2 separate regions of the Homo sapiens genome follow, and region 1 is linked to region 2. Evidence: read pairs that join two places in POLR2A ChIA-PET (ENCODE). Cell type or tissue: B cell. All regions are shown on one strand. Links, peaks and the distances in the headings refer to the core of each region. The heading gives the core; the rest is flanking DNA.

Region 1 (5,388 bases), core at 307-5,306, 220 kb after region 2:
GCAACAAGAGTGAAATTCCATCTCAAAAAAAAAAAAAAAAAATAGAGGTCTCTAAGTTTACAGTTCACAATAGTAAATACATGTATATAAAGTTAACACCAAGGGCCCAAGATCTAGAGAAAAAAATTAAACATCCCCTCAGTTGTTCATTACTGTGTGTAACTAACCACCTGAAAACTTTATGGCTTAATAAAACAGTAACATATTTGCAAAAATAAAAAAAGAAAATATACACTTATACTACTTTCTTTAGTTGATTCTAAGACACTTTTTTTGTATTTTGACATCTTTAATATCATTATGCATCTCATCCTTAATGGTACATGATGCCATCTAATAGACTGGGAAAACAGTACATCCATTTTAAGGACATTACCCCTTCTAACCATCATCATCCAATCAGTGATTGCGTCCCATTGATTCTACCCCTACTTCCTCTTGAATCTGTTCCCCACACAACTTCCTCCAAACCCCACTGCCCTGGACATTTATTTAGTTCAGTCTGGTTCCTTGTAGCTGTAACTAATAGAAACCCCATCTCAAAGTGGCTTTTCTAAAAAGTAAATCTATTACCTCATGAAATAGAAAATCGAGAGAGAGGGCAAGATCCAGGCTTGCTTGACAGCAGCTTCTCTTTATTTTATTTTATTTATTTATTTATGTTGAGACAGGGTCTCACTCTGTTGCCCAGGCTGGATGGAGTGCAGTGACACAATCTCAGCTTACTGCAGCCTCAACCTTCCAGGCTCAGGTGATCCTCCCACCTCAGCCTCCCAAGCACCTGGGAATACAGGCACACACCACCACACCCTGCTAACTTTTGTATTTTTGGTAGAAACGAGTTCTCACCATGTTGGCCAGGCTGGTCTCGAACTCCTAGGCACAAACAATCCTGCCTCAGCCTCCCAAAGTGCTGAGAGTATAGGTACGTATGTGACAGTATAGATGTGCATGAAGATAGAAGAGTGTGGAAGAAAGCCCCTCACCACCAACTCACTCCAGCCCCACATCTACATCTCCAGTGACTTGGAGAAGGTTTGTTGTAAAATTACACATACAGAGAAAGATATAAAACATTAAATGTGCAGTTTAATAAATTACAAGAAAGGCAAATACCTGTGTAATTATCATCCTAGCTAAGAAATGAAACTTTAGCAGCACCCAGAAGCTTCCCATATGCTGCTTCCAGATAACAGACCTCTCCCTTCCCAAAGGTAATTACTGGCCTGACTGTGATGGAAATCAGCACTTCCTTGTGCCCATACCACATTGTTCCAAATATTTTAGATTGATAAAATGTCTTGATATCCAGTAGAGCAAGGCTTCTCACTTTGCTCTTCTTTTTTGGTTATTCTTGGTCGTTTACCTCTACACATACACACACACACACACACACACACACACACACACACATGCACACACCCTTTAGGATTTTATTGGAATTACATTGAATCTATAGATCATTTAGAAATAATTTACGTCTTTAAAATATTGAGTGTGGCCTGTTTCTTCATTTATTTGTGTTTTTATTGCTTTTTCGTATCTTATAGCTTCCTTATAGGGATTTTGTGTATGATTTGCTATTTGTTCCTTAGTATTTGACTTTTTTTTTCTTTTTTTAGACAGGGTCTCACTCTGTCACCCAGGCAAGTGATTCTCCCACCTCAGCCTCCTAAGTAGCTGAGAACACAGGTAAATATCACCACGGCCAACTAATTGTTTTATTTTTTGTAGAGATGGGATCTCACTATGTTGCCCAAGCTGGTCTCAAACTCCTGGGCTCAAGCAATCCTCACACCCTTGGCCTTCCAAAGTGTTGGGATTACAGGCGTGAGCCACCATGCTGGCAGTGTTTGACATTTTTGATGCTATTATAAATGCCATATTTTTGAAATTTTATTTTCTAATTGTTTGATGCTTATATATAGAAATACAACTGATTTCACAAATATATATATATTTGTGAGATATATATATATTTGTAAGATATATATATATCTCAATGACAGCACAGGAAAGACAAAGTATCAAAATAAATATAAATTTTCAGCTTGAATAAATTTAGTTTTATGAAAAATAATATTTTTTCTTACTTTTCTCATTTTGCTACAAACCAATGAAAACACTCTTTTGGTGGGGGGTCATTCTAGAGTAGCACTGGCCCCCAGACTACATTTTGGAATCACTGATCCAGGACAAACTTCCTCTGATGCTTCAATACCTGCTTTGCCATTTCTGTCCCAGTGTCACTCCTCAATTTCCTGAGCATAAATGTCACTCATGCCTCTTCTCCCTCAACAATGGGATGGATCACTTCCTGCCCGGTGTTGCCACATCCCTTATGCCCATTATTATCTTAACACGATAACATGACCTTTTCACTGTTTACATGTTTCTCACAGCAGTTCTTAAGAAAAGGTTTATGAGGCACCATATTTGTTAAGCTAATACTTTATTTGTGGAGAGAAAATATTGAACTATATATTTTCAGATATATTAACAAAAGGAAATAGACTGTATCTAGGTCCAAGACAAATATTCGATTTTTTTTTTTTTTTTTTTTTTGAGACATGGTCTTGCTCTGTCACCCAGGCTGGGGTGCAGTGGTACAATCATGGCTAATTGCAGCCTTGACCTCCTGGGCTCAAGCGATACTCCCACCTCTGCCTCCTGAGTAGCTGAGACTACAGGCACATGCCACCACACCCAGATAATTTTCTAATTTTTTTTAGAGATGGGGTCTCACTATGTTCCCCAGGCTGGTCTCTAACTCCTGGGCTCAAGTGATTCTCCCACCTCATTCTCCCAAAGTGCTGGGATTATAGGTGTGAACCACTGTGCCCAGTCCAAATAAAATTTATGCTTCTTATAAAACTATGTCTAACACTTTCATATCTCTGATATTGAGTGCATCCTTCATTCAATGGCATATCATAGTTTGTATTTCATCTTGAGTGGTACATAAAACAATGGTGCATTTTATACCTTAGATTTGGTGAAAAAATGCTAGCTCTGACATTAGCATAGAGTTGGTACTCTGAAATGAGAACTCCCTGCAAGCCCATAGGCTTGAGCTCCAATCCAAGATCATGTACTAGACATGTGACATTGGGCAAACCACTTCATCCCTCTGGACTTCAGTTTTCATGCAGTAAAATGTGAATAACAAGGCCAGGTGCGGTGGCTCATGTCTGTAATCCCAGCACTTTGGGAGGCGAAGGCAGGCAAGTCACTTGAGGTCAGGAGTTCGAGACCAGCCTGGCCAACATGGTGAAACCCCATCTCTACCAAATAATATAAAAAGTAGGTGGCTGTGGTGGTGCGCAACTGTAATTCCAGCTACTTGGGAGGCTGAGGCAGGAGAATTGCTTGAACCCAGGAAGTGGAGGTTAGAGTGAGCTGAGATCTCGCCACTGTGATCCAGCCTGGACAATGCAGCAAGATTCCATCTCAAAAAATAAAAATAAAAATGTGAGTAACGAGCTCTACCTCACAGGACTGTTGTGAGGAGTGAAATGACAAGAGCAAAATGAGAATGTACATGAATATGTGAAAGGTGTGATTATCATTAAGAAAGATTATCTCAAAAACCTGGATTTCTCTTTACTACCACTGCCATCAGCAGCTCACCTCAGCTGGGAAGCCCCAAACTCAATCAACAGGTGTGTATAGCACCCATATTTTATTCTTCATGGATTTTTTACTTTCCTATTTGGCCTGTGCAAAAGCCCCCTTGCTTTACATAAGCCCTTCTGCTACATACTAAGGTATACTTACACACTGCATTGCTTATGTGAGGATTCAGAAGATATTTATTGAAAGACAGAATGATAAAATGTTTACAACTCCAAGAATAGACCTGAAGTGGACCTATAACCAGGGTCTGCTAGAGATTAAATGATTAAATGAAAGTGTTTGGTATTCTAGGAGACTGCTAGAACCAAATTTAAAAAACAAAATCCCAACATGCTTTCATGTTAAAAGCCCTCAACAAACTAGGCATTGAAGGAACATACCTCAAAATAATAACAGCCATATATGACAAACCCACAGCCAACATCATATGGAATGGGCAAAAGCTGGAAGCATTCCCCTTGACAACCAGAACAAGACAAGGATGCCCACTCCCACCACTCCTATTCCACATAGTGCTGGAAGTCATAGCCAGAGCAATCAGGCAAGACAAAGAAGTAAAAGGCATCCAAATAGGAAAAGAGGAAGTCAAACTGTCTCTGTTTGCAAACAATATAATTCTATACCTAGAAAACCCCACAGTCTCTGCCCAAAATCTCCTAGATCTCATAAGCAACTCCAGCAAGGTTTCAAGATTCAAAATAAATGTACAAAAATCAGTAACATTTCTATACACCAACAACGTCCAGGCTAACTGCCAAATCAAGAATGCAATCCCATTCACAATTACCACAAAAAGAATAAAATATCTAAGAATATAACCAACCAGGGAGGTGAAAGATTTCTACAATGAGAATTACAAAGCACTGCTTAAAGAAATCAGAGACAATAAAAAACAAATGGAAAAACATTCCATGCTCATGGATAGGAAGAATCAATATTGTTAAAATGGCCATACTGCCCAGAGCAATTTACACAATCATTGCTATTCTTATCAAACTACTGATGACATTCTTGGCTGGGTGCAGTGGCTCACGTCTGTAATCACAGGACATTGGGAGGCTGAGGTGGGCAGATCACTTGAGGTCAGAATACAAAATACAAAAATACAAAACTCAGCTGGGTGTGGTGGCCCATGCCTGTAATCCCAGCTACTCAAGAGACTGGGGTAGGAGGATTGCTTGAGCCCAGGAGGTGGAGTTTGGGACCAGCCTGGGCAACATGATAAAACCCTGTCTCTACTCAAAATACAAAACTTAGCCGGCTGTGGTGGCACATGCCTGTAATCTCAGCTACTCAGGTAGGAGGATCACTTGAGCCCAGAAGGTGGAGGTTGCAGTGAGCCAAGATAACACCACTGCACTCCAGCCTGGGTGACTGAGGGAGATTCTGTCTCAAAGAAATTAATTAGTTTAATTTAATTTAATTCATATGGAATGAAAAAAGAGCCCAAATAGCCAAAGCAATCCTAAGCAAAAAGAACAAAGCTGGAGGCATCACATTACCAGACTTCAAACTATAGTGAAATGCTACAGTAACTAAAACAGCCGGGTACTGGTACAAAAACAGACACATAGACAAATGAAACAGAATAGAAAGCCCAGAAATAAAGCCACACACCTACAACCATCTAATCTTTGACAAAGTTGGCAAAAAACAGCAAAGGGTAAAGGACTCCTTATTCAATAAATGGTGCTGGGACAACTTGATAGCCATATGCAAAAGATTAAAACTGGATCCCTTTCTCACACCATA
Region 2 (5,388 bases), core at 302-5,301:
ATCTATGTTCATCAGGAGTATTAACTTGTAGTTTTCTTTATCTGTCGTGCCCTTGCCAGACTTTGATATGAGGATGATACTGGCTTTATAGAATGAATTGAGGAAGAATCCCTCCTCCTCAATTTCTTGGAATAGTTTTAGTAAGATTGGTACCAGCTGTTCTTTGTACATCTGGTAGATTTCCACTGTGAGTCCGTCTAGTTCTGGGCATTTTTTGGTTGGTAGTTTTTTTTTATTACTGATTGAGTTTTGCAACTCATTATTGGTCTGTTAATAATTTCAGTTTCTTCCTGGATCAATCTTAGAAGTTTATGGGTTTCCAGGAATTTATCCATTTCCTTTAGATTTTCTAGTTTGTGTGCATAGAGCTGTTCATAGTGGTCTCTGAGGATCTTTCGTATTTCTGCAATATTAATTGTAATGTCACCTTTGTCATTTCTGATTGTGCTTATTTGGGATCTTTTCTTTTTTTTTTTCTTGGTTATTCTAGTTAGCAGTCTATCAATCTTATTCATCCTTTCAAACAACCAACTTTATTTTTTTGATCCTTTGTGTGAGGTTTTTTTTTTTTTTTGTCTCAGGTTCATTTATTTTTGCTCTGATTTTAGTTATTTCTTTTCTTCTGCTAGCTTCATCAAAAAAGGTTATCATTGCATGGTTATATGTAGCTAAAGGAACATGAAGACAAATATGAATTAGAACCACAAGGATTTCACTCATTACTTGTACGACCTTGGATAAGTCATGGTGTTGGCGAAAATCAGTTTTCTTATCTATAAAATAATGCACTACAAGTTATCTCACATAGTGGATGCTATGATGTGCTGTTCCGATCTCCCCCTCAAGACCAAAGCAGTCATTCCCCATGCAGGAAGTATTGGTGGCTGACAGCTCTCAGCTGAGTTCCTCCCCAGGAACTGCCCTTAGCCAGTTCCTTCCCTGAGGAACCCACATCAAACAACTGGGCCAACTGGTTGATGAAAGGATATAAAAGTCCAGTCCCCTTTTGCCTCAGTTTGCAACAGCTCTGAGGGTCATTCTAGCTCCAGGGCTCCTCACTGAGTCAGCTGAGGACTTTGTTGCAACTGCATCCGCAGCTCAACTTCTTCCTCTGCTCACTCTTACTTCCCTCACTCCCTCACAGGTATTGATTATTTCATGGGCACTCCTCCATAAACTTTTCACACACAAATCTCCATCTCAGAGTCTGATTTTTGAAAACCTGAGCAAAGATACCTAATATGCCTTTTGAATGTTAAAACAGCAGTGTATATAAAGTACAGTATTTGCTATATTGTGAACACTCAATATTTGCTATTCTCTTCTCTTCCTCATTGTTTTGATCTGTTTTTCTTTCATTCCTGCAAGGATACACAACCCAGGACTTTCCACAGGAGGCAGTGTCTCCCCTTTCACCTGATCAAAACTCCTTTTTGCGCACAAATAATTAAACACATTCTTGGAAAGCCATTCATTCTTTGATGGAAGCCACCAAAAGTCTTAAGCAGCTGAGTGACCTGTTCATATTTTTGCTTTAGAAAGATTACCTTGCCTGGGCGTGGTGGGATTACACACCTGTAATCCCAGCACTTTGGGAGGCTGAGGTGGGCAGATCACCTGAGGTCAGGAGTTTGAGACCAGCCTGACCAATATGATGAAGCCCCATCTCTACTAAAAATACAAAAATTAGCCAGGCCTGGTAGCATGTGCTTGTAATCCCACTACTTGGGAGCCTGAGATGGGAGAATCACTTGAACCTGGGAGGCGGAGGTTGCAGTAAGCCAAGATTGCACCATTGCACTCCAGCCTGGGGCAACAAGAGTGAAAATCTGTCAAAAAAAAAAAAAAAAAAAAAAAAAGAAAGAAAAGAAAAGATTACTTTGGCCTTAGTGTGAGAGAAATTTAGGTAGACCTACAGGCTAGGAACAGATTTGAAGAAATGATGGGTCTTAACTGGAGAAGTAGCAATGAGGTGGGAGAGAAGGAGATCCATTGGAGAGTTATCTCATAGGTGGATTTTTCAGGGTTTGGTGACTTATTGAATGTGGGCTGTGAAGGAGAGTGGCCTATATACTATGGCCTTTACACTTCCAGTTCAGTTTCCCAGTAGATGGCAATGCCATTCTCTAAGAAAGGAAGTATAAGAGGTGGAGATAACTTAGGGGCAAAATTGAGAGCAAGGGGTATAAGATTATTTGTTGGCTTGGGATATGGTCAGTTTAAATGTTTACGGTTCATGCATATGGAGATTTCCAGGGGCTATTTGAAAACACAGAGCTGACTTTGAGAGGAGAAGTATAATCTGAAGGAAAGCAAACAAATATAGAAGTCATATTTTCAACTCCTTCATTTCACCCCAAGAAAGCTAATACTTAGAGACTAAAACTTCTAAGGGACTTACCATATGGCTAGTTTTTGAAAAGCCGTAACCAGAAACCAAATCTCTTGGGTTTAGGTCAATCCACCCATATCCTGATTGAGTTTCATTATGCTCTATTTACCTTCATGGTTCCCCAATCTAACAATGCCTGGCATACAGCAAGTGCTAAAAATGTTTGTGGAATGAATATACTGATTGTGGCCTTTTTTGGTGGGGGTAGAACTGGCCCCACACCTTCACATCATCACTGGAATTATGCCTCAGAAGCATCTTGGAAGTCAGCAGACCTAGGGAAGTCCTACTTAGCCATGAAATTTGCATTTCCCCAGGTACCTCCCAACCCCTCTCCACTTCCTCTGAGAGCAAAACCTCCGTTGTTCATGTCACACCCATGGGCAGCCTTTGTGCTCAGTACACAGACCTGATTGAGAAGATTGATAAAAGCAAAATAGAAAGAAGCCGTGATCTGGGTCATATGAGTTATACAACCATTTCCCTCTTATTTTACACTTGGGGAAACTTAAGCTAAGAGATCTTGTCTTAATTCATTAAAATTAGAGTTGCCAGCCCAGAAGAGAGGAAGGAGAAGTTTGGGACAGAGGAAGGCAACTAATACTTATTGAGCACTTACTGTATGGCAGACTTTATGTGGAATGATTTATTGAGGTTATCTCATTTAATCCTGATTTTAAAAATCATCCACATACGGAAACCGAGGTTTAGAAAGTTTACTTTTCCTGAGGTTCAGAAGCTGGTAAATGACGGTTCTGGAACTCAAACTCAAGGCTGTCTGGCTCCAAAGGTCATGCTCCTTCCCCTATACCACACAACCTCCCAGAAGCTTGAAATGTGGTTCTGGGTACTAGGTATAAGCTTGAAGACCAACCAAACATGCTCATTCCAGTGCTCTCTCTAGGAGCCAACAAGCCCTCCAACATTGCCCCCCTAGAAGGTCCTGCAAAATTGAGTTGTCTAGGGTTTGACAGAGTCCAGAAGACATTTTCGAACATAAGAAGGGCAATGGGTCAAGCCCCAGGGAGTACCCAGTAGTATCAACAAAGAAAGGAGAATGTGTATTTGACTTCCAGCCTCAGCCCTGCTGGTAACTTGCCAGACGGCCTTGGCCTGGCCACTTCCTTCCTGTCCTCCACCAAGATTACAGAAAATTAGGAAATGCAAATTTTATGGGCTTCCCTGCTGACGATTTCTAAGTCTTCTTTGTAGTAATCATTCCTATCACAAAGAGGGTGGGAAACGGTGATTATGGACCAGGGAGAGAGTCCTATTCCTAAGAAGTGGTTCTTGGACTTTGGAGAGGCAACAATTGGTTTGAGTCTTAACAAATGAGTGGGAGTTTGTTAGGTCAACGAGGAGTGGGAGGGGATTCCAGGAAGTGTAAAAGCTTGAGCAAAGGCATTGAGTAAATTCGGGGAACTGCTAGCAGTTCAGGAAGGTTGCAGCATTCAGTGCAAAGGAGGGGCCAAACTAGAAATTGGACAGGAGAAAATCACAGAAACCAAGCCACATAAGGATCAGTAGAACCCTGTAGGCTCTCCAACGAGCCTATCCTTGAAGGATTTAAGCATGAAAATGTTGTCATTATTAAACCTAGGCTTTAAAGAGGTCCTTCTGCTCTGTGTTGCTGTCCTCTGCCAGAGATAGCAAGACTGACAGAGGCTGTGCTCCTGTAGCCTGGGAGCCAGAATGGAGAGACACATTGGGCAGAGCCCGGCAGAGTCACAGGAACTTGTAGTCCCCATCTGTTTATTATTCATGGAAGCTTTCTCCTTTTCTTGATTGGATCAACAGAAAAATAAACTGTCGTCTTTGGCAGATGATTCAATGGGAATTCAAGGGTTTCAATGGGAATTCAAGGTTGAAAATGATAATGTACTCTGAGAACTCACAGGTCTATAAAAGGAGAGGCCTATACAAGGAAAGAAGAGGATGTGGTAAATGCAGAACAGACCCTCAGCATCTTGAAGGACCATCAAGGGGAAATAAGTATTGCAGACCTTTCATTAATCTGTGTAGTTAACTTTTTATTTGAAAATAATGTCAAAAGAGCTGCAAGAAAAAATTATTATTAATAATAGTACAAAGAACACGCTTATAAATATCCTGCAGGGAGGGGTCTACAAGTTGGCTGTGACTGTGAATACCTCTCTGTAATGTTTTGCCCATTTTGCTTTAATATTAGCTAGTTCTCTCTCTCTCTCTCTTTCTGTCTCTATTTGAACTATTATAGGGTAGGTTGCATATGGCATGGCTCTTTATCTTAAATACATCAGTGTAAAGAATTAGGATAATTTCTGACACAACTACAATATAGTTATCACTTAAGTAAATTTTACATTGATAACAATATTCTTGTCTAACCTACTGTTTGCATTTCAATTTTGTCGGTTGACCCTTTGTAACCATAATTTTCCCTCCAGGTCAGGATCCAGTCCAGTATTAGGTATTGCATTTAGTTGTTGTATCTCTTTAGTACCCTTCAACTGTAACATTTCCACAGCTATATCTTCTCCTTTATGACATGGATATATTTGAAGAATGCAGTCTTCCCACCCTTTCCCTTTTTTTTTTTTTTTCTTGAGGTGGAGTCTTGCTCTGTCACCCAGGCTGGAGTGCAGTGGTACAATCTCGGCTCACTGCAATCTCCACCTCCCGGGTTCAAACGATTCTTCTGCCTCAGCCTCCTGAGTAGCTGGCATGCACCACCACACCCAGCTAATTTTTTTGTATTTGTATTTTTAGTAGAGATGGGGTTTCACCATGTTGGTCAGGCTGGTCTCAAACTCCTGACCTCATGATCCGCCTGCCTCAGCCTCCCAAAGTCCTGGGATTACAGCCTCTCTTTTTTAATAGCAAATTCCTCACTTGGGGTTTTTTGGTATTTCCTTATGATTAGATTCACATTATGCATTCCCAGACTAGGTACTACACAAGTGACATTGTACCCTCAAGGTATCACATCTAGAGACCCTTGATGTCTTCTCATCGAT

What was found. Peaks named below come from ENCODE experiments on the same cell type or tissue, not always from the same donor. Only the 100,000 strongest peaks of a DNase experiment are listed, where the experiment ranks them.
Region 1: POLR2A ChIA-PET joins it to region 2 with 7 read pairs; 2 of 35 experiments call an interaction of 5 or more read pairs at or near these places.

Annotation. Positions count from the first base shown.
Region 1 is chr1:160,886,808-160,892,195 of GRCh38, forward strand. No RefSeq gene overlaps it. Among named protein-coding and RNA genes, the nearest start is that of ITLN1, 4.3 kb to the left of the region's middle. In B cell, for the core only: no CTCF peak of the experiment used is centred there; no DNase peak of the experiment used is centred there.
Region 2 is chr1:160,662,185-160,667,572 of GRCh38, forward strand. No RefSeq gene overlaps it. Among named protein-coding and RNA genes, the nearest start is that of SLAMF1, 18 kb to the left of the region's middle. RefSeq lists enhancers at 3,237-3,296, 3,310-3,871. In B cell, for the core only: no CTCF peak of the experiment used is centred there; DNase peaks (open chromatin) are centred at 2,657 and 3,577; H3K4me3 peaks cover 2,106 bases; H3K27ac peaks cover 1,865 bases.